Regions from separate parts of the Mus musculus genome. Here all the other regions are linked to region 3. Evidence: chromatin loops called from intact Hi-C (ENCODE). Cell type or tissue: left cerebral cortex. All regions are shown on one strand.

Region 1 (8,000 bases), 380 kb after region 3:
CTCAAATCTAGAGCTCTGTGCTCTGTCACCGACTGTTAAACTACGCTGAGCTCGCAGCAGGTCATCACACTTCTTGCCCCCACCAGAGTTCTTCGGATTCGCCAATGAAAAGACACACATGTGCAACCTTTATCTTTTGATATGCCTTAACTAGCTCAATGGTCAGGTCTCGGCTGAACCTCCACATAGCTAACTCCCCTCTGATAATAAGTTAATACTTATTAAATCTGTATTTCATCTCTGCTACCCCAGACCCAATCAGGGGAGAGGCCCCTGAGGCAGCTTGCCCTGATGCTTACATGTTGGTAGGCTCTTAAGTCAGATCTCTTGCTTCCCTGTCCTGGAGATTGTGCGCCTTTCTCTTCTCTTCATCCTTTGTCCCGGAAAATCTGAAGATTCTGCCTGTCTCTCTGCCCAATCATTGGCTGTTAGTAACCTTATTGACCAATCAAAAACCAGCTGGGGACAGGGACCCTTAGTGTCTGGATACGTAGATTCCCATGTGATTTTGGGAGCCAAATTAAGTCAAAGCATTAGAATCAATCCCCAACAGACTCTCCTCTAGTTCTGCTAGAATTTTATAAGAAGCCAAGACCATGATCGCTAGACTTTTAAGATCCACCCGTGAGTGATCTCCACAGGGCTTTTCAGGGTTTGCTTTACAGAGTAGGGAATGATTGATGATGTATGTCTGATACTTAATTCTTTTTTCTTTTTTGGCTTTTTCAAGACAGGGTTTCTCTGTATAGCCCTGACTGTCCTGGAACTCACTTTGTAGATCAGGCTGGCCTCGAACTCAGAGATCAGCCTGCCTCTGCCTCCCAAGTGCTGGGATTAAAGGCATGCGCCACCACACCGGGCTTGATACTTAACTCTTTACTCACCCATTCATTCATTTATTCATACACTCACTCATTCATTCATCTACAATAGTCACTGAACATTTACAATGTGCCAGGTACCTTCACAACCCTGGGAAAAGAGAAGTAAATAAAAGAAACAGATCCCTCTGTTCTCATGACATGAAAATTCTACAGAAGGGACACAGAATTCCAAATAAGTGCATATTGTACCAGGTGATGAAAAGAACTACCTAAGCACACTGAGGTGACAGGTGGAGCAGAAGGACATTTTAAATGGGTTGAAGAATAAAGCTCTGTTATGATCTTACCTGAGCAGACATCTGACTGGAGGACTGGGAGCAAGCCTTGTGGTTCTTTGGAGAGAGCACTGCAGAGGTGCTCAGGCAAAGGCAGGCACATGTAGGACCATACTGTGGTTTGTGAGTGACAAGAGTAAATACACTGTGCCTACTAGTGGTGCCAAAGAGTGGCTTTAAGAATTGGTCTGAATCCACAGACAGACATTAGGCAGAGCTCTGGGAACTCTGTGGAAGATGGGGAGAAAGGATTGATTGTGGGATTGATTGTGGGAGCCAAAGGGGTGGAGGACACCATGAAAACACAGCCCACAGAATCAACTAAGCAGGGCTCATGGCGCTCACAGAGACTGAAGCGGCAATCATGGAGCCTGTCTGAGTCTGAGTGAGGTCCTTTGTACATATGCTATGGTTGTGTAGCTTGAGCTAGGATTAGGGCTCTCCTAACAGTGAGGGTGGGGCTTGCTTCTGACTCTTGTGTCTGCTCTTGGGAACCATTTTCCTTCCCCGGGGTTGTTTCGTCCAGCCTTGATATGAGATTTTGAGCCTGGTCTTTTTGTTGTTGTTGTTGTTTTGAGACAGGGTTTCTCTGTGTAGCCTTGGCTGTCCTGGAACTCACTTTGTAGACCAGGCCAGCCTCGAACTCAGAAATCTGCCTGCCTCTGCCTCCCGAGTGCTGGGATTAAAGGCGTGTGCCACCACGCCCGGCTTTGAGCCTGGTCTTAATGTAACTTGGTATGCTGTGTTCAGTTGATATCCCTGGGAGGCCTGCTCTTTTCTGGAGGGAAATGGAGGAGGAGTGGATCTGGGAGAGAGGAAATGAGTAGAGGAGGGAAAACTACAGTTGGGAAAAAAATAAATAAATTTTAAAAAACCTGGATTGGTCTTTTTTTTTTAATTGTTATTTATATACAATTATACACTGCAGCTGTCTTCAGACACACCAGAAGAGGGCATCAGATCTCCTTACGGATGGTTGTGAGCCATCATGTGGTTGCTGGGATTTGAACTCAGGACCTTCAAAAGAGCAGTCAGTGCTCTTAACTGCTGAGCTATCTCTCCAGCCCCTGAGTTGGTCTTAAAAGGAAGCAGTCCCCTGGTTTGAGTGCAGTGATTTCATCTCTTCTACATCGGCAAGGTTAAGTTCTGAAGTAGTTCTAAGAAAGGAAATGAATGAATTCCAGTGCTGTGACCTGGCTCTATCTTTTTTTTTTTTTTTTTGGAAGCTTTCTAGTAAACCTGTTTATCTAGATCAGCAGTTCTCAACCTGTGGGTAATGATTCCAGTGACAAACTTCTGTCTCCAAGAATATTTACATTATAATTCATAGCAGTAGCAGACTTACAGTGAGGAAGTAGCAACAAAAATAATTTGATCGTTGTGGGTCACCAAAACATGAGGAGCTGTGTTAAAGGGTCACAGCCTTGGGAAGGTTGAGAGCCACTGCTCTAGACTTCTTGCTACTTTTTCTGTTGATGCTGTAATTTGCTGTTGAGATAAGAGTTTTGCAGTGTGGTACAGGCTAACTTCAAACTTGCGTTCAGCCTCCCATATTCTGGGATTAGATGCATGTATAACCACAGCTGCCTTGGTCTAGCACATTGAATAAAAGCTCTAAAGCTGTTTGTACCCAGTGACTTGGTACTATACTTTGTGGAATGTTTCTAGCAAAAGGAGAGAAGAGGGAAGCAAAAATCTTCACCAAAGCTCTTTATAGGGCTTTATATGTTATGTGTGAGCATTTTCTAGCAGTTGAAAGGAACAATGAAAATAAATAATGAACATCAGCGTGCTCAAGGTTTATAAGGTCGTAGGACTGACACATGGGGACCATGGTAGTAAGTGGAAATTTACTGTGTGGAGTGGGAAATAAAAGTTGCAAGCCTGATATTTATGCTGATTAAAATTATGAAAAGATACTGATGCATATTATGATGACCAAAAGAGTATTAGGAGAGCATCAGATATACAGCTAGCTTTCTACTTAGATAGACTGTGAATTCATATTGGATCTTGTTTTCCTCCTTGAAACTTTACAAGCCAGGATTTGTTGTTATTCTTGGTTTTTGTTTTTTTTGGTTTTTTTCTGAGACAGTCTTATGCAGTGTAAGCTTGTCTCCAATGTGCAGCACCACACCTGGGAAGGTTTTTTTCCTAAGGTTTTAGCATCCACACATTGCAAGTTTTTGAAAATGCAGGACTGTTCCATAGGCACTCAGCAGTGGTGAGGTACTTGCACATGGAATCTTGAGGGACAGGGCGTGGCTTGCACAGTGACCAGGGCTATGGCTCAGCCAAACATTGCTTGTTATGATTTTGGATTTGGAACTATACGTACAGATCCACAGGCTGGGACAGCAAACCAGCAGAGGCTCTAGCAGAGGCAGCTAGCCATCAGCCAATGAAAACTCAGGTTGCCATTTGGGAGGAGGGGCGGGAGGACAGAGCTACAGCACAGGGCCCCAAGGACTAAACTGCAAGTCAAAATGGTACCTACACTGATGTTTATGTCAAGAAGCAGAAACAGCGGCCCATGCCCTTAATCCCAGCACTCAGGAGGCAGAGGCAGGCAGACCTCTAGTTGAAAGCCAGTCTAGTCTACAAAGTGAGTTACAGGACAGCCAGAGCTGTACAGAGAAAACCTGTCTCCTAAAAATAAAATAAAATAAGATAAAATAAAATAAACAAACAAACAAACAAACAAACAAAAGAAACTAAGCAGCTTATCTGACTTTCTCAGAGGCAAGCGGTGTGAGAGACATAAGAACCAAATGTCTTCAATCAGCTCATTTTCTATAGCAACCAGAGTAAAGTTCCCTCGGCTTCAGTCTTTCTATAAAACAGTCACGCACCACCACGCAGACCACGTACTTAGCCTTTCATGGCTCTGTTACTGTTTTCTTCGAGTCTCCCCATTTTTGGGGGCCTACATATTAAACAAAATCCTTAGCTTTGTGCACCCACTATCCTAGCACTTGAGAGGAAGAGACTGGAAGATTTAGAGTTGGCAGCAGGCTTGAACTATTATATAGTCGGTTCCAGCCTAACTAGTATGTGAGATACTTAGTAAGACACTGTTTTAAAGAGCCAAAAGCAAGCAGCAAACAGAAACTTCAGCCACCAAAGAAATTAAAAAACCAAAAAAGCCAACCTTTTCATACTTGGGCTAATGGAATACTTCTATTTAAGAGAATGAAATATGCCCAATTCTAAAATCAAGTTGATTGTAAAATAAAAAAGACAGGCGTGTTTCATAGCTGTGATTCCAGCTACTCAAAAGACTAAGGCAGGAGGGTCATGTGACCCCCTGAGGTTGATACTAGCCTGGGCAACATAATCTCAGAAAATAAAACAAATAAGCAAAGCCTACACATATCTTTAAATACATTTGTTGTAACTGTCTACTGTGGCAAAGCTGAAGATACAAAGTGTTTATGTGGGATAGCTGTCACACCGTCTGGATGCATCCCAGCATCTAATTTTACAGTCATCTCTTAGTGGGGTGAGGGACACCCCAAAGCAAAACACTGTAGACACCTTCAAGTCTTTCATGTTTGCAGCCACTGGCCAAGTTCTCCCTGTGTTGTGCTTTGGGTACCATTTTGTAGAGTCTTGTTTTTAAATTGGCATTTATCATCTGTTTTTCTCCATTATCACGTAGACTTCTTGAGGAGAGGGTCCACACCTGTTTTATTTTCTATTGGTTTCTACGTCTACTTCTGCTCCATGATATTTACTTTCTTTATTTGTTTTTGAGACAGTCATTTGGAGTGCAGGCCAGGCTGGCCTGGAACTGTCAATCTTCCTGCCTCAGCAGGCATTTGCTACCATGCCCAGCTTGATATTTACGTGTTTGGGGAATGAATAAACAACCTTGGAGCACAGCCATCTGAGGTCTATGTCGAGCCCTCTGCAGCTCAGCTGGATGTAGTTGCTCAGCTGCCCTGAACACAGAATCCACACTGGGAAATGAGAAGACAAAACTCTGGCTGCCACACAAATTAGGATCTCAGCAGCTGGGCTGAGAATGGATAGAGCTCAGCCTCAGCGGTAAAGCACTTTCTAAGCGTGCATGGGTTCAGCATTCAATTCCCAGTGAGAAACACACACACACACATACAGTCACACACAGTCACACAGTCACACACACACACACACACACAGTCACACACAGTCACACAGTCACACAGTCACACACACACAGTCACACACAGTCACACACACACACACACACACAGAGTCACACACAGTCACACAGTCACACACACAGTCACACACAGTCACACAGTCACACACACACACACACACACACACACAGAGTCACACACAGTCACACAGTCACACACAGTCACACAGTCACACACACACACAGTCACACACAGTCACACAGTCACACACACACACACACACACACACACACACACACACACAAGCACACACAGAGAAAAAGAGAGAGAGAGAAAGAGAGAGAGAGAGAGAGAGAGAGAGAAGCTCGACAGGAATTCCATGTTGTATGTGACCCTGGGAAGAAAGGGAAATTATTTCTCATCCTTGGGGATTCTCATATCCCTGCTTCCTGCCTCTTCTCTCTTCTGTCTCTGCTTTCTTTGGGGAATGAAGGTCTGTAGTTTGTAAAGCTACGGTGAATATGGTGAAACTCCTCCAGTTTCGCTTGTTTTCACTGCTTTATAATTTCAAATTGTGTTTACTGTGCTGGGAATCAAACCTAAGGCCTTGCTCATGCTGGGTGAATCTCTATCACGGAGTGGCTCCCATCCCATCCCACCCCATTCCATCCCTTCATTTGCTTTTCTTCCAGTTGGAGGTCTAATCACTGAGCACTGTTAGCTTTGCTGCAGTTAACACCTCTGCCTTGTTGGTCAAGATGATAAATGTTGCTTAAGTTAAATTTCAGGAACTTGGAAGGAACTTGGCCAAATGGAAACCACAGGTCCTTCAAGTTCCCTAACAAGTGTCTAATGGGTGACCTTCTGACATCAGAGGGCCCAAACTACATGCTCAGAACATGTAATGGCATTTTCTATGGAGAGCCGAACAGCACGTATGTGCAGAGTGCTGGTCCTTTATTTTACTCTGGTCATCTTTCCCTGTACATCACGCCAGCCTACATCTTTATTCTATGGGGTCTCTTGCCTTGTTGCAGACCTGAGGCCAGCTCTACTGTCTCCGTAGCATTGGCTGCTGTTTGGAAGCTCATCGTTTCAGAGATCAGCATACTGTGCAAAACCAGTTCAATAATAATGGAGGAGGCAGAGCATCTTCCTGTGTTACAGATTTTTTTTTCTTATTATTCTTTCCTCTAGTAGCTGCAGGGTCCTAGAAGAAAATCTCTCTCTCTCTCTCTCTCTCTCTCTCTCTCTCTCTCTCTCTCTCTCTCTCTCTCTCTCTCTCTCACACACACACACACACACACACACACACGCACACGCACACACACACACACACACAAAATGGAATAGGGGAAATGATAACTTAGGACACTTAGATTTGTGGCTGTTCAGCTCTTGCAGCATTTTAATCAGGCAGCTCTCAGAGCAGCCTGTGAGGAGGAGGGATTCACCAGCGGGAGCCTGGTGTCTGATCAGGGACAGACCTCAAGGCTCTCACAATGCTGTCAACAAGAAGCTGCTTTCAGCTGTGTGTGTGGGACCTCCCTTACTTGTACCTACTTAAAGCAAGTCCCCAGCTGAACCCATGGGGGTTCTTGTGGTATGCGGGTTGTGGCACATGCCTCCAGTCCCAAACTCAGGAAGCTAAAGCAAGAGGACTTCTGTTTGAGGCCAGCTTTGGCTACATTTGATCTTGTCTTAGAAATCAAGGACTGGGGATGTTTCTCAGTGATAAGAATGTCTAGCAAGCCCCTGGGTTCAGTCCCCAGCATTGAGGGCTGTTGTAGCTACCAAAATAAAGGCTAAAAGCATGTGTGTATTTTTGTGTGTTCTTGTTGGAAGTCAAGACTTTGGCGGATTTGTTGGTTTGTTTAGACAGGGTTCTTGTTCTATAGTCCATGCTGGCCTACTATTTCCTACGTGTGCTCAGGGCAGCCTTCCAGGATAGGCAGTCCTTCTGCTCCAGCCTCCCAAGTGCTAGTTATGTGTGAGCTGCCATGCCTAGCTCTAAAAGTTTAGTGGTACATAGAGTCAAACTCTCATGTTCGGTCTCCTCTGGAACAGCTAGGTATTGGATTAAGTGTGTCAGGGAGACACAATTGAGTTGGTGTGGCATTTTTGACACAGTGCCCCCTGTTCTGGATGCCACAGGAAGTCAGCCACAGAGCAGGCAGATGAGACAGGAAGGTAGGCACTCCAGATCTTCCTGCAGGCCAGAGGCACTCACTCTGTAGAGGTCTGGAGTGTTATATCTAATGTCTCGTGGTGGAGTCCCTCTAGGAAGGCAGCTGTGTCACCCAAAGTGGGCATGCAACGGTCCCTCCCCTTGCCTCCATCAGGACAATTCCAGAACTCTCTCCATCCTCACAGAGCCTCCCACTACCACACACTAGAGATTTCTTCCTGCCATGTCCTTCTGTCTTCTTAGGCAGCTATTCCAAGAGCACTCATCAACAGACAGCTAAAATCTCTCTTAATCTGTTTCTAGGGAAACCTGACCTGAGAAGGAAGCATGGTAGAAGGGCCTTGTAGGTTAAAGGGGCAGTATAATTGTTGCCTGGCAGCGCGTTGCCTCTAGTTGATTTCTGTGTACTCGGATATGGAAGGGAAGGAGGCAGTTGCAGGAATCAGACCCGAGATGGCCGTGAATGTGTATACCAGGAGTCTTTTCATTCTTTGCCTATTCACACAACAGATATGAATCCCGTGGC
Region 2 (8,000 bases), 400 kb after region 3:
CTTGCCGTCCAAAGTGCTTTACAGTCTGAAACTCACAAGCATGTGGCCTTTCAGATTAGTGGTGTTCAGCATTAGGAATGAACGAGCAAGTTAGTTCATGGTGAGCTAATGTAGTGTCGCCATGGGCTGAGAGATGGCTCAGTTCCTGTCAGTTCTGACTGTGAAGACAGGAGGACCTGGATTCAAACCCTCAGAGTGCATGTAACAAAAGCATGGCTTCCTTCGAATGCCTGTAACTCCAGTGTTGGAGAGGGGGCTGGGGGAGCGGGAGCAGAGAAAGGAAGGCAGATACTGGGAACCAGCCAGTCTAGCTGAACCGGTGAGCTCCTGGTTCAGTGATAGACCCTGTGTGGAAAGAAAGAGAGGAAGGAAGGAAGGAAGGAAGGAAGGAAGGAAGGAAGGAAGGAAGGAAGGAAGGAAGGAAGGAAGGAAAGAAGGAAGGAGGAAGGAAGAGAGGAGAAGCAATAAAGGAAGATGACACCCAGTGTTCTCCTCTAGCCTCCACATATATGTGCACTTGAACATAACACATGCACATACACCACATGCCACACACAGACACACACACAGACACACAAAGACATACACAGACACACACAGATGCGCGCACACACAGACACACATACAGACAGGCACACACAGACACACAGATACAGACACACAAAGACATACACAGACACACATACAGACAGGCACACACAGACACTCATACAGACAGGCACACACAGACACACAAAGACACACACAGACACACATACAGACAGGCACACACAGACACACAGACACAAACAGACAGACAATCACAATCATTTCCTTATCAGAATTCTCTGTGAGATCTAAGTTACAGAGAATCATATTGTCGGCCTAAAGATCCTGTCTGTTGTATTAGCATCTAAGACCTGCAGGCATGTGAGGTTCTACCTCTTCCTGTCTCTTGTCATCTGCTTCCTTCCCCTTCCTCACCTCTTCCCACTTCTTTTCTGTTTCTTCTCCCTCTGGGGATTGAACCCAGAGCCTCAGACACAGTAAGCTTTGTCCTATCACTGAGCTTCACTCGCAGCCTGGCCATGTATAGTTTTTGGAAAATAAAAATCTTCATCTGTTTAGTATTCATGTGTTGGGTGGTTTTCTGTGTCCTTTCAGGCAGGACACGTCAATTTTCCCATGATTTTACATCTACCGCCATGAGAGTATGTAAATTTCCTTCTGGCACTCTGTCAGTTCGCTGTTTTCTGGCCTCTTGCTGAGAGTCAGTGGGGATTGAAGGCAGATTAAGTGTACAGCATTTTTAGGCTATGTTTTCATTTAACCCACAGAGGAAATTGAATCTTCTGTGGTGCAGATTGAAGCGGTTAGCACACACCGGTCTGAGACTGATTTGGAAGTCTGTACGTGTAGGGTTTCCTTTGACAACTGCTCATCACGGCTCATACAGAGACACTTCCTGCACTGCGAGTTTTCAGAATCTGAGAAATGCATTGTAGTTCCTATGCAGTCAGCCCCTTGCTATGCCACTGAAAGAGATCAACCTCCCCAAGGCCTTCTCACCCCTGCGAGCTCAGGAGGCCAGTCTGGGTGTTCATGCACTCTACCAGTGGTCTTGCTGGCTCAGACACATCTAAAAAGAGCAGTAACAACAACAACAACAACAACAACAACAACAAAGCCCAAAATCAGTAGAGAGAACTACACGCCCCATTTCCCCACTGACCTAGAGCTCTGGTGTAGAAAGAGCAAGGGTTTCTTTCCTTTCCCTCACCTAGCAACCAGAAAAGAGAAGAACAAGAGGATCTGCTATCTCTCTGCTAAGTCTGTCCTCTGCATGTCTCTCTAGCCAGACCTTGTTCTCAATTCTAGCTTAGGCGAGTCTTTAGCATGTATGTCCTTATCCTATACAAACCCTGCCGCTTCGGAAGCTCCTGTCCCCGTTCTACCCAGGAGCTTTGATGGGCTAGCATTAACTAACATCATCCATCATTAGTGGACTCTCACCATCAACACTACGACTCACTCTGGGTGTTGAGCATCCTGTGGGGTCTGACGAATGAATAGAAGATGACATGTTTGCCCAACAATATGGCAGCACTCAGCATAATCTATTGTCTTAAAAATCTGCCGAGTGCCACTTTTTCATCCTCCTCCCACCCCCGCCACCCCCCCAGACCCTGGCTCCCCTTGGTCCTCTGCCTGACAAACTGTCATGAGCCACACCTTCATGTTCTGGTGTTAAGATAAAGCGCATCCTGCTGGGGAAAACAGCTAGAACATGTGTGTCGCTGATAAGAAAAAGGAAAACACTCTCTCGCTATGGTGAAGCCTAGGACACCCAAGCTGCAGAACGCCCCTTATAGGATAAACATCTGGGCGAGAGTAGCCAGATGTTACCAAGGCACGACCCTCTGCTGTGACCCAGAACAGGGTATAAAATCTGGAGAGATATCTCCTCACACCACTGGACCTGGAGCTGGGGACGGGACGACTGGAGATGTCTGGGTGGCAGGGATGGCTTTGGGAGCATCTGGTACCCAAGGATTCTGAAAGAAAGGCTTCTTATTTCTTGATACTGTCTTCGTCTCCCCAGCTGAAGCAGTACTTCAAATGAAATCTAGCGTCAGCATTCAAGAAATCGTGCCTGCCCTTCTCTCAGCACTTGAATTATTCCTTCAAATATCCGCAGCTGGAGAGTGTGATGTTCAGTGCCTCCGAGGCCCAGCTGTGTTACAGAAACCATTTCCCAAGCAAGTCTCCCTAGGGGCTATCTGCTTTCTCTGAAGTCAAGCTTTTACTCAGTTTATCTCTGCTTTTCCTTAAAGCAAGAGATTAACTTCTGCAGGTCACCTCATGCTTCCACCGGATGCTTCCATGCCCCTTGAGGGCAGTCTCTGCTTGATTTCTCAGCAGCAGGCTGGGCCCTGTGTTCTTTTTCACACTGAGATATTTTCCTACCGCCTTTTGCCCAGGCTTTGTCAAAAAGGAGATAGAAATGGCGCTCTCTCTCGATATATCTCAAAATATCTCCACTCCTTTTGCTTCTTCCAGGCAGACTTTGTTCTCTACTATTGCTTACACACATATAACACGTAAATCCTTTCCTTATACTCCCCATGCCTCATTCTGTCCTTGTTCCATAAACTCTACTGTATCCCCTTCCCCAGGCGGAAACGTGACTGGTTCTTTGGAGGATTTCACAATTTAGTGGGTTCTAGGTTTTAGTTAGATTGCTTTAGGATTCAATTAATTACATTTTATTTTACTATTTTTTTAATGTATGTGTATTTTGCCTGCATGTATTATCTGTGTATCACTTGTATGCAGTGTCCAAGGAAGCCAGAAGAGGGCATCTGATCCTTTGGAACTAGAGTTATAGACCACGTGAGGTGCTTGTTGGGCACTGGAATTGAACCCGGGTCCTCTGAAAGAGCAGTCAGTGCTCCTAACTGCCGAGCCATCTCTCCAGCCCCATTCTGCATTTTAATGGAGGCTGGGAAAAGACAGCTGCTGTCTCCGTTGTGGATGGAGGGAGACCGGGGTTGCCCAACAGCTTCTTCCTTTGTACCTTGTTGCTGAGTGGTGCCTGAGTTTTGGATGAAGAAGAGGAAGACCATCAGGAGTTAGGGTCATGGCTGGCATGTGTCAAGCACGATGACTAGCTCTTCCTTTAGCATGCTAAGTCCCTGCCCCGCCTACTAATGAAATCACTAGGGGAAAAATAATTGCTGCACTTTGTAGAGGCCTGGGATAGCAGAGTTCAGACTCCTTTCACAGATGTCACCTGCTGAAAAAAAAAAAAAGAAAAAAGGAAAGCCTTCTCTAAGCTGAGCTTCTGGAAGGAGCATTTTTCCAGTCAGCATAGTCAAGTGATCCATAGAAGTTATAAAAAGAATCCTCAAGACTCAGCATGGGGCACTTGGAAAAGTACAGGCTGTGCTTAAATGGAGGCTACACTGCACTGTAAACATTCATCTGGAAACCGGTGATTTGAAACACACGAGTTTCATTCGCCTCAGAAACAATTCTGTGAACAAAGGCTGGTTTCTCAGGTCAACTCCGAGCTGTTTTGACACGGAACCTGCTTGATTTCACAAACCATGATGCTAACTGGCCTGGAAGCCCTCGAGTGCTTGTTAAGCAAATTGATCTTATTTGCACTCCTTGGAACAGATTTACCTATGCACTTATTTATATCCATTTAATGATCACTCATTAAGTACTTTTTATATTTCATTTGCTTATGCGCCAGACTCGTCTTGAACTCTCCAGCTTCCTGCTTCCACTTTTCGAGTGCTGAGATTGCAGGTGTGCACCATCGCGCCAGGCATGGAGCAACCGAGCATCTCAGATGTGCTGAGCGCTGCCCTATGCTGCACTGGCTACAGAGCTAAAGGCTGTCTTTCTTGGCGTGGGTACAGTCGGGGAAGATGTCTCAGAAGGGATACACAAGGACAGGACCAGCCTTGTTGGGACAGCTGGAAATTACCTGCTGAAGGATAACATAGGGACAGGTACTCTGTCTCTCACACTATTCATTTGTCTTATGTCACGGTTGGTTCCCACTCAGTCCACCTTATCACACCCATAAAGACTTCTTTAATGCCAAATGGGCTATCTCTCTCCAGCTCCGAGTGCATGTTTCCTGCCTTTGTGCATAGCTGTTGTCAATTTAGGGTTAGGATGGCAAGCTGGTTGATCTAAGGTATGTGGGCAGGTACAAACACTCCCCTGCTACATACCATCCAACCTTGTAGCTTTTCAAAGAGCATTGCCTCCTGGATACAGTGGCGTACGCTTATAAACCCAGCACGTGGGAGACAGCGGCAGAAGAACTGCAAGATTGGGACAGCCTGGGCTACATAACACATATAGGACCAGCCTGAGCTACATGAGTGATGTTTGAAAGCAAAACCCCGAGACAAAATGCAAATAGTAATGTCCTATAACAATGGCAAAGGGTAAGGGACTATGCACAGACAGCCTGGTCTGAAGTTTAGGTCTTGAACCCCATGGGACCCGGTGGGTGGTAATTTCCACCTACATGGGACAGAAGGCGTTTGATCATGTCTCCTGGACCCCTGGCTCCTGTCAAAGTTACCATCCCCACAGTCCCCCACAAGAGAAGGCATGTGGCTAGCAGTCACATAGACAATGTCTCAAGCTTCTGGCATGCTGGCTAGACTCCTCCCCACAGTTACCTAGCAACAACAAGATAGCAACCCACTACAAGAGAGGCTGCTTGGTCCCTCCTCACTCTCTAGCTCTCCTTCTTTCTTCCTTTCCCTTCCCACCTCTCTCTCTCTCTCTAAGCTTTTACCTCTCTTACTCTCTAGCCTTTCTTCTCTCTCTTCCCCTTCTCCCCTCATGGCCATGACTGGCCCCTCCCTCTCTCTTTCTACCTTCCCTCCTTTTCCCCTGTCTTTCTACAATAAAGCTCTAAAACCATAAACTGTCTCTGATCATGAATGCCTACTGTGCTTGAATGATGGGGTAGGCTTTCTCCTAACAAGCCACGTCTGACCTCACACCGGAAGGCCTTCCTGAGCTGCAGCCACTGACAGGACCAAGGACTCTCGTTTAAGCCCCTTCTCCCCCTGCCTTCTTCCCTTATCTCTGGGGCGAGTGCTGCCCCAGGGCCCCTATTCTGTTCTCAACTCCTCCTCTGTATCCAATGTGGGATGCTAGAGACTGAGAACCTGGTACCTGGGGCTGTCCCTTGTCCACCACCTGCCGTGTGGTGTCAGTGGCTTTACACAGCCAGATGCCCACCCAGGGCTGTGTGGAAAGCGTCTGCCAGTCCTCCCGAGTCCGCCTGCCCAGAGCACTGGAACTCTGGCGGGACCCCGGTTCTCTCCCACCCACCTCTTTCCCTAACACCCACGGCCCCGCACACATGCACAGTTCTGATTTTATTGCTCTCTAGGGGTCTAGGCATTGGTATTTTTCAGAAGTCCTAAGGGACTGCAAGGTATGCCCAGGAGTGAGGACGTTGTTATCTTCCCAGGGAGGGGTGCTTTTTAAAAGTTGACTTGGGTGTACTGTTAAACACCAGAGGAAATAACAAAAGAAAACACGCATTTCCCCTCTGCCAACACATCATTTTCTCTCCGAATCCTTTCTGCCTGTTTCCAGTCATGCAAATTATCACAAGCAGAGCTTTTATACAATTTTTCTTTTTCTTTTCTTTTCTTTTCTTTTCTTTTCTTTTCTTTTCTTTTCTTTTCTTTTCTTTTCTTTTCTTTCTTTCTTTCTTGCTTTCTTTTCTTAAATCACTCACATAAGGCTTTGTGTCATGTTGTTTGTGTTTGACTGTTTCATTTAGTATGTAACCACCATTTCTCTAACTGCACCCTTGGCTAGTGAGGCTTCCAAGCTTAGGTTAACATCTATGATACTGCAATTAACACTCAAATACATAACAGACTTTGTGTTCATTAGGGAACGTTGGGCAGGATGGAGCAGCCAGGAAAAATGGTGAGGATGCTGCCTGGTGGTGACTGGCAGCTGCAAGATATGCTGCGGCTATGAGATGGGTGAGAGGAGGGGGGCGAAGGGAGGAGGGAGGAGGAAAGAGAACAATGATGAGAGGAGGCTACCCTTCCTAGTGTGCTCCTGCTTCTTTTGTTTGTTTTTGTTTTGCTTGTTCATTTGTTTTCAAGACAGGGTTTCTCTGTGTAGCCCTGGCTGTCAGGAACTCATAGATCTGCCTGCCTCTGCCTTCCGAGTGCTGGGATTAAGGGCCATGTGCCACCACTCCCAGCTGTGCTCCTGTTTCTGTTTGCTTTTATTGTTGCGTTTGTTATTTTTGTATTGAGAAGAAACAAGTCATATACAGTACTCTAACCACCCCTACCCTTCCCACCTCCACCTTCGGTTCTGTTGGTTCAGGTGGTGCTTTGTTTTGTTTTAGACACAGTCTCTGTGTAGCCCAGACTAACCAATAACAATTCTGCCACAGTTTCAGAGCATGAAGACTCCAAGTCACGAGCCACCAAGATGGCTCCTGCTCCTGTTCAGCCTGCTTTTCACATGTCCTATCTAGTTATTTTACCAAGTACCATCAGCTTCTCCCTAACCATCAGCTTCTCCCTAACCATCAGCTTCTCCCTGACCATCAGCTTCTCCCTAACGATCGTCTCCTCTCTCCTGGCTCCTCAGGGTTCCTTCCTTGAGGCTTCTGCCCACACCGATTCTCTCAGACACTTGCCTGCTGCAATCCGGGGCATCTGCTGGCCTGAAGTTAGCCTCCCAAAGGCTGGCTACATCTGCAGGGGCTGCGCAGTCCTTGCAGCTGCTCACCGCGAGTCCTGAGTCCTCCGCAGAGGCATAAGGATGCCTGGGGTACTCAGTAAATGAGCAACTTCCTGGCTGCTTCCAAGTATGTCAGAAGTAGATTTTCGAAGCATTTATGTGGGCCATTTTGGACCTTTTCTTAGGTATTAGTTGGATGATGTCTGTTTATTTGACTCTAAAATACCATCTTGCTTTTTTTTTTCCACCAGAGAAAATGGCAAGCCTGAATTCTCAATTCAGAACACAGAATGCAGTTGCTTGTTGTCTCTGTGTGAGCACTGGGGACTGAACCCAGACCCTCGCATATGGGAGTCAGGGAAGCCATTCATGAGCTGTACCTGCCCCTCCACAGCTTTCTGATCTTTAACGGGGAATATTTGTCTTACTGAGAAGAGTAGCATCGTCCTCAAGGAGGCTAGATGCCAGCCTGAACCCCCACCAACCTGCCTTCCTCACCCCTCAGGGTGTGGAAAGAGTTCCCCACAAGCTGGGCTGAGCAGTCTCCCTAGACTCCAAGTGGCTGTCCATGTCATCCCAAAAGTCCCTCTGCCATCAAGGGGCTTCCGGTTACTTTTTACAGGTCCCTGTTCCTCGCTCCTGCCGAAATAAAACATTCCCATGAAACCCAGGCAATAATGAGAGCCTTTGTGTCTCATCACTGAATCTGATAAACCTGACTAGAAAGTGTGTGCCAGGGCCAGGGTGAAGAAGAAGAG
Region 3 (8,000 bases):
TACCAATGGAAAGTTCAAGAATCTAGCAGGCTGGACATCTCAGCTCATCTCCACACTTGGGATTTAGTTCATTCCAGATGCAGTCAGGGTGACAACCAAGAACGACACAAAGTAAACTAAAGCGAGAGGAGGAGCTGAGTGGTGGCGTTCGTCACACTCGGGTCCCTGCTGTGGATGCAGTGTGACCAGCTGCCTCAAGCTTCTGCCTCCATGGCGTCTCTCATTCGTATTCTTTCTTCTAGCTGTCAGCTATCTCTCTGTCTGTTTGTCTGTCCCCATCTATCTATCATCTACTACTATCTATCATCTATCTATCTATCTATCTATCTATCTATCTATCTATCTATCTATCTATCTATCTATCTATCTATCATCTTTATCTATCTATCTATCTATCTATCTATCTATCTATCTATCTATCTATCTATCTATCTATCTATCATATCTATCTATCTATCTATCTATCATCTTATTCTATCTATCTATCTATCTATCTATCTATCTATCTATCTATCTATCATCTGTCATCTATTATAATCTATCTATCATCTATTATAGTCTATCATCTATTATAATTTATCTATCATCTATTATAGTATCTATCTATCTATCTATCTATCTATCTATCTATCTATCTATCTATCTATCTATCATCTATTATAGTCTATCTGTCTGTCTATTTGTCTATTTCTGTCTATCTATCATCTACTATCTATCTATCTATCTATCTATCTATCTATCTATCTATCTATCTATCTATCTATCTATCTATCTATCTATCATCTATCTCTGTCTCTCTCTTCCATATGTTGCCCCCAGGCTGGCCACAAGCTGGAGAGTCTCTTCCTTCAGTCTCAGAGTTGTGGCACAGATTTGCTTCCACACCCAGCTGAGCTTTTGTTGTTTCTAACAGAAGTCCCCCGAGAACACATCCCCAAGTGTTTGAAAGCTCCATCCAAATCTGCATGAGGTGCAATTACATTGTTATGACACAATTATGCTGTGTAATTGCTGGGTGTATTTTTTGTACTCATAATGCATTGGAAAAATAAACCTCTTAGGGGAAAAAGTCTGTCCTGATTATTGGAGAAGGACCATGAAGGTTAAGCAAGACTGTTTTAAAGGGGTAACTTGAAACTCCCAGGAAGCTTGTGATATTTTTATGTATCTGTGGAAAATGGCAGTTCTCTCTGGGGTTTTTAGACTACCAGTGATTTTGCATCTTGCTAAAAAAGTCACCTATGTTTCAGTTTGTAGGTAATATTAATGAGCAACTTTTGCTTGAAGGTCTTTTGCTTGTTTGAGGGCTCCTAGGGCCTGAACCTAGGGTTTCATATGCTAGTCAGGCACTCTTCCCCCAAGCTCCACTCCAAACAGGAGGGGCTTTATTTGTTTGTTTTTAAGGACGTGTAGGTGTGTGTGTCCACATGTGACTGTGTGCATGCAGGTGCAGGTGCCCACGGAGGCCAGAGGCATTGGTTCCAGGGCTACTGGCATTGTGAGACATTTTGTCGGTGCTGGGAACCAAAACCAGGCCCTCTGGAAGAGCGGCAAGTGCTCTTAACCACGGTGTCGTCTCTCTGGTACCCCAGAGTTCAAGCTTTAATATTAGTGGCTTCCACTGCAGAAAAAGATGGATCACCGACAGAAAGCTGCCCTCAAGTCTACATTCATCGAATTTTATCAAGCCCGTTGTAACATAGCAACTAAATGTGTGACTTACATGACAAAAACCAACTAGCAAACAGACAAATCCCCTTGCTGTTTGCCAAAGTCTGTGTCAGACGCAAAGGGTGATAGGCTGAACGTGTCCAAAGTGCTCACCCTTCGGAGCGTAAAGCATCAGTGTGCAGAAGACCACACGCTTCAGGGATTTCCTCATGGCTGCGCAGGACACTCTCAGTGAGAGCCTGGGAAGACGCCTATGGCAGCGAAGTATTCCCCATTCTGCACGAGAGGAAATCCATTTGGTAAAGGGCTCTTTGATGGAGAGTTTGCTCTTACCCTGTTTGCTCCAGGCCCTTTTCACCACTCACTCCTATTTTCTGCCCCTTAGAGACACCCACGTATCACCATCGATTGTTCAAATCCTAGTCATTGTGCTCTGCATAGTATTTCACAGTATCTGACAGAATTTTGTGTGTGTGTGTGTGTGTGTGTGTGTGTGTGTGTGTGTGTATTGCTCTGCTGTATATTCATCTGCAGGCCAGAAGAGGGCATCAGATCCCATTACAGATGGTCGTGAGCTACCACGTGGTTGCTAGGAATTGAACTCAGGACCTCTGGAAGAGCAACCAATGCTCTTAACCGCTCATAGCCCCTGTTTCCTTCTCTTTCAGAGATAGTAGCTTAGTCCTGACCCATCAGCAACAGTGCTTTGTTCCTCCTGTCTGGTAAATGCTCTAGGAAAAGTACTCAGAAGCAAGAGTCTAGGTCACAGGGCAGTCTGAATGTACTGAGGATAGCCAGGACCTTTTCCAGAATTCAGACCTGCTGTGCCACCACAGAAGAAGTGGTAAGGTGGTAGCAAAAGTTCAGAACCCTGAACTCTTCATGGAGAAAGGCAGGAGTTCACTAGCTCCAGACCAGGTTCCTGTCCTAGAGCATGTGACCACAACACCCCACTAAGAGGACCATAATAACTAGTCACAGTAGTATAGAAACACAGAGTTCTCCATGCTAATGAGATATCTAGATGGGCGCCAAGGGTTTAGCCAATAAACTTCCCTTCCAGGGACATTCCTTCCTGCAAAAGGTATTTAATCTCTGGCCCACCCTGAGTAAGTCCTATGCACCCATTTCCCTGGATAAACAGTTTGGACAAGCAAGGACTGTCTCTCTCATTAAAGACGACCATGGCGGGAGGCCTTCTTCATACAGAGCTGTGCCTAAGTCTCCTGCAGAACTTAAGCCTCTGTGCACTCCTGGCACTCACCCTGCACTAAGCTGGATGGCTCCCCCATATCCCCTGCCCCGTTCTGGGCTCATCTCAGGCCCACAGGCCCCCATTCTCAGCTCCTCGATTCCCAGTGGCATTGCCCAGGAGTTTGAGAACCACAGCCTCCATCCCAGCCCACACAGTTTCTCACCCGGAGAAACATGGGCTGAGGCCCCTATCTTAGGCTACATTTTGTCTCCCCTGAGCGGCATGTCCGTATCCTGTGAGCCTGGCACCCAAACAGGGAAAAAGGAAATGTAGCCTAGAGTTTCTGTATTTTGACTTCCCAAGAGGTGTTCTGACAATCCAATGCAGGAGAGAGGCTCACTCTGTGAACCCGATGCTGGCCAGCAGCAGAGGGAAGAGTCATGGGGCGTGTGCTCCTCCAAGGCGTTGCCATGGATATGTCAAATCCATCTCCCTGTCTCAGCTGTCACTCGGTGCTGTCTAACTGCAAACAGCACCATGGAATGTGCTGCACCAGACTGGCAGACTGCCTCTGAACCACACGCTGACAGTTCTGGCACACGAGAGTAGATTGTAGGAGAAATTCCAGCTCCACCATTGAGTCAGTCTTTCCTCTGTGGATTTGTGAGAGTCGCCCTTCATTCATGAAATTTTCTTCTTTTGCTATCTCATCTGGTAACTTGGAGCAGAACACATTATTGACATTCTTAGCTCTCCTTCAAAATTATGCACAAATTTCAGATATGTAACGAAGTCGAAATGACACGGCAGACCACAGTGAGATCTGGAGAACAGGAACTGACAGAGAGCCACTGAAGAACTGTGACATTTCACCACTGGACACTTCAGTCTCCATGAAAATGAGGATGTTCTATAGAGGTTAAAGTGTCAGTAGAAAGAACATTACTAATGATGTGCATAACCCATCTGATCAAGCACTCATTTAAGTACCCAAAAAACTGTTATATAAGTTTTGGACATCATAGTTCCTGTTCACCCACTTAGCTACTTTGATGTATGCCATTTAAGGCCCAGAGGTTTTGTTTGGTTGGTTTGGTTTGCCTCACCCAGGAACGGTGTCCAAGAAGGTGTAATTTTCGAAAAGGACAGTAGGTGGCAGAAGAGGACTGTTTTGCTGTTTGCCAGTGCAGAGTTCTGCAGAGTTGGGTATACCGGGAGGTGGGGAGAGTTATAGGTGTAATGCCATGGCCACATAGGCACCTGTGGTTTTGGGGTACACTCAGAACTTCACAATGCCACTATTTCCCTATGAGATGCTCTAAGGACTTGAAAGCAACATTGAATTTTATTTCCATTGAACAGCTAGCTCGAGAGGTACACTATCCTTGTGGAATGATTTTAAAAACTGCTGTGAAATCAAATAAGCAGAAAGCTATAATCAATGGAGCTAAACTAACTACTGTACTTAAAGGAAACGATGATAGTCATCTCTTAACCATACCTTTCTTCAGAGACCACCTGGCATGTCAGAACCCTTGTTGAGACACACCTGCCATTCAGCTGTTACACACTGATGGTTTTAAAAAATCTACATGATCCATGGATGTGGGTACAAAAAGAAAAACAGTTGGGGGGGGAGGTTGAGAAAAGATGTTCTAAATATTTGTGGAAACTCAGAGGCTCGTTTGGGGTTGGAGTGCTAGGGATCAAACCCCGGACCACAAGGTGCTATGCTCTGCTCCACTGGAGCCCCGAGAGGGGAGAAGTTATGAACTAAAAGGAAACGTGTCCTGATAGCAGAGCAGAACTACCAGGGAGTTCTTGAGACTTTTAGCCCTGTTTAGAAGCCTGGTCCTGCTGCTTAGGTATAAGAGACAGCAGGACTGTTGGAGTGAATGAATGCTACTGAGAAGATGTGTCAGAGGAGTAACAATGTAACTCCTCCAGTCTCTGCATTGGTTTAGATCGCGGTGGAGCAAAGCCAGGCAGGAGAAAGAGTGAAAACCTTCCCTGCTAAGATCAATGATTCTCAACTTTCCCCTCCTATGGTCACTTTTGTTGTTGTTACCTTGTTTGCTTGATGGCAGAGTCTCCTTTTGTCGTTATGTAGATCAGGATGGGCGCAGACAGATACAGGCGAATCTCCCTACCTCAGTTCCTAAGTAATGTGATGATGAGCATGAACCACTATGCCTGCCTTTCTTACTTTAAAACAAATGAAAGTCAGAAAACAAACAAAAAAACAAAAAACCCAAACCAAAACAAACAACAGAGAGCTAAAAGCAAAGTTCACCTCTAGGGAACTCCGTGGCAAAGAACTTTCTAGGCGTGTGTGCGACTCTGAGTTCATTCCTTGGCCTCACCAAAGTTGGTCTGTTAAGATGGGGGGCTCCTCACCATGCTTTTTCTTTTTATACCCTGTATCCTTTAAAGTGGGATGTTAGAGGTTTGCAAGATAGCTTGAAGAATTCTTGTGGTTTGAAAGCCTATCCTGTTGAGTCTGGAGATAGCTAAGCAGTTAAGAGTGCTTGTTGCTCTTTTAGGGCACCTGTGTTTGGTTCTTAGAACACAAACAGGCAGCTCTCCAGGATCCCTCTTCTGGTCTTCAAAACCAAACTCATATAAGTGGCACACACATACACGCACGCATGCATGCACGCACAAGCACACACACACACTTTAAAAAAAAAATAAAGCTATGGTGTGGGCACGGGGCAGAACCCAGGAAATGGAAGAACAAGCAAGAACAAGGACACCCTGGCAGTTGATTGGGGGCCTTGGTGACTCTGGATTCTCCATTCCCCCCAAAAGTACTAAGGCTTTCTTTGGCTGTGAATATGATGTGCATGTTATGGCTAAAGAAACGTGTGACAATCGAGAGGAAGAACTTTCAGACCAGGAAAGTGAAAGGTTACAGAGAAGGAGAAACTTTAGACATTCTTCCTGTGCACAGGGTTTAGCTAAGACAGATTCCCGGTGTGCACAAGACCTGGTGGGGCCAGCATCTCTGCTAACCTAATTATAGGTCTGCTGCATTTAGTGTATAATCTGAGACTCCTGTCCCAGCCTCCCTAGTATTAGGATCATGGACATGGCTGCCATGCCCATCCCCCCTCCTAGGTTTGTTTGTTTGTTTGTTTTTCCTTAGCTCTATATTTCCAATGATACCTGGTTTTTTGTATCTAGATGTACCAGTGTCCATATCATGGTTCTCAGCTCCAGAAATCTCTATTGACGTCTAATAATGAAGAACTAGGAGTCAGCTCACCTAGACCAATGTCAACTCACTGCCCCTAATGTTGATAGCCGTATCCGTTCTAATTATTTTGAATGCCCAATTTCATAATTGTAAATCATATACTTTAACTTCTTTTTTTTTTATTTTCTTTGAAATGAGGTCCTGCAAGCTGCTCAGGCTGCCCTTTAACTCCTGGACCCGAGAGATAAGACAAACCTAGGAGGGGGGGTGGGCATAGCAGCCATGTCCATGATCCTAACACTAGGGAGGCTGGGACAGGAGTCTCAGATTATACACTGCTTTAAGCCCCTAAGTAGGTAGGACTACAGGTTGTTGTTGAAGTGCTTTCCCATACCTGAGTATGGCTAACATGGCGCTGATGGAATTTGCCTTTTACCCCTCCCACCCCCCTTGCTAAAGATCGTTAGATTACACTCCTAAACTGAGCCACCAAGGTCCAGTCCCTTATTTGATCACTTCTTCCTCCTGAGGCTGACCACCAAGGTCCAGCTATCAAAGTACTTAAGTCCAGCAATCAGAAGGCCCCTTTGGCTTACCTAATTAATTTTCCCAATCAAAATTTAACACTTCATCCTAACCAAGGCTTTCCCCATTTGCCTGTGGGCCATGTCTGTCTCCCTCTATCCAGAGGCACTTCTTTGTTCCTCAGGAGCAAATATTCCTTCCCCTCTCTCCCTTAGCCCGTTTTTCTTCTCCCTTACCCTCTGTCTCCTGTCTTTGTCTCTTATCCCTGCCCGTTCCCCTCTGGAGGCAAATAAACCTCCTTTGCACTGAGAACTTGGTTCTGGTGAGTCCTGTGCTGTGGGAAGCCACATACGCCATTACAAGGTGGCGCTGGCTACCTCTGGCCACTACCCATAAGTTTGGGTAAACAACCAATGTGCACATGTGCAGTAAAGTTTTTGCCGAGTCACTGCCTGGCCCTGGGCATGTAAATGAGGTACTGAAATGCGTACTAAAAACATAATCAATCGGGTGTGGATATGTAAATGAGGTACTGAAAGCATAACCAATCGGGAGTAGACACGCCTCTCCTAGGCCTATATAAGCAGCGCCAGTTCTGGGGCTCGGGTCTTTTTGCCTCTGCAATCAAGCTCTCCCAATAAATGTGTGCAGAAGGATCCTGTTGTGGCCTCTCTCTTGCTGGCGAGCCGGGCACTCACACTGTGCCAACCCTGGTCCTTTCACACACCCCTTCTCATAGCTTACCTACCTATTCTTAGTAAACTAAAGAGAGAAGAAACAGAAATGTCTTTGCCACCAGGTTTTCTCATAACCCTCCCCTCACCCCAGTGGTAGTATACGTGTGTGTTGCTAGTCATCAAACCCAGTCTGTTTATGAGAGATAAATTCACTGAGCTACATTCTAGCCGCCCCCGCTCCCCTTGTCCTTTTTTAACAGTTTCTGTTTTACTTTTGATATGACCGGAAACTCAGTACTGTTCTGCAGTGTATTTCTGCCACCCATGGGCTGCGTCTGTCACATGGTTCCGGCATTGCTTACATCTATGTCTTCTTTCTTCTCCATCCTTTCTTTGTTTTCTGGAGGACATCTTCATATAACTTTCTAAGGCAGGTAATGTGATAAGTGAACACTGCTGGTTCATGAATGTCTTTATCTGTCTTCATTTATTTTTTCAATACTGTTTTCCTTCCTTCCTTCCTTTTTCTCTTTTCCTTTTTGTTCCAGAGCTGGAGATTGTACTAAGCTTGCTTTGCTAGGTAAGTCTTCTGCTCTAAGTTATACAGCCAGCCCTTGATTTTTAAAATCATATTGTTTTGAGACAAGGTCTCACTAAATTGCCCATGGTATAGTCCGGTCTTGAACTCCTCATTCTCCTGCCTCAGCAACCAGAACAGCTGAGATTACAAGCT

The links. Peaks named below come from ENCODE experiments on the same cell type or tissue, not always from the same donor. Only the 100,000 strongest peaks of a DNase experiment are listed, where the experiment ranks them.
Region 1: it touches region 3 in a loop (2.8-fold over the local background); 4 of 42 quality-filtered maps call a loop at or near these places.
Region 2: a loop joins it to region 3, with 2.6 times the contacts of the local background. A loop is called at or near these places in 9 of 42 quality-filtered maps.

What each region holds. Positions count from the first base shown.
Region 1 is chr13:95,935,960-95,943,959 of GRCm38, forward strand. No RefSeq gene overlaps it. Among named protein-coding and RNA genes, the nearest start is that of Gm24032, 43 kb to the left of the region's middle. In left cerebral cortex, no CTCF peak of the experiment used is centred here; DNase peaks (open chromatin) are centred at 4,641, 5,118 and 6,807.
Region 2 is chr13:95,963,058-95,971,057 of GRCm38, forward strand. All of the region lies in intron 12 of Sv2c (synaptic vesicle glycoprotein 2c), which reads right to left. Among named protein-coding and RNA genes, the nearest start is that of Gm24032, 70 kb to the left of the region's middle. In left cerebral cortex, a CTCF peak has its summit at 3,336 (motif pointing right); DNase peaks (open chromatin) are centred at 2,673, 3,910, 4,288 and 5,183; H3K27ac peaks cover 412 bases.
Region 3 is chr13:95,559,858-95,567,857 of GRCm38, forward strand. No RefSeq gene overlaps it. Among named protein-coding and RNA genes, the nearest start is that of Gm32640, 15 kb to the left of the region's middle. In left cerebral cortex, a CTCF peak has its summit at 4,015 (motif pointing right); DNase peaks (open chromatin) are centred at 3,470 and 4,025.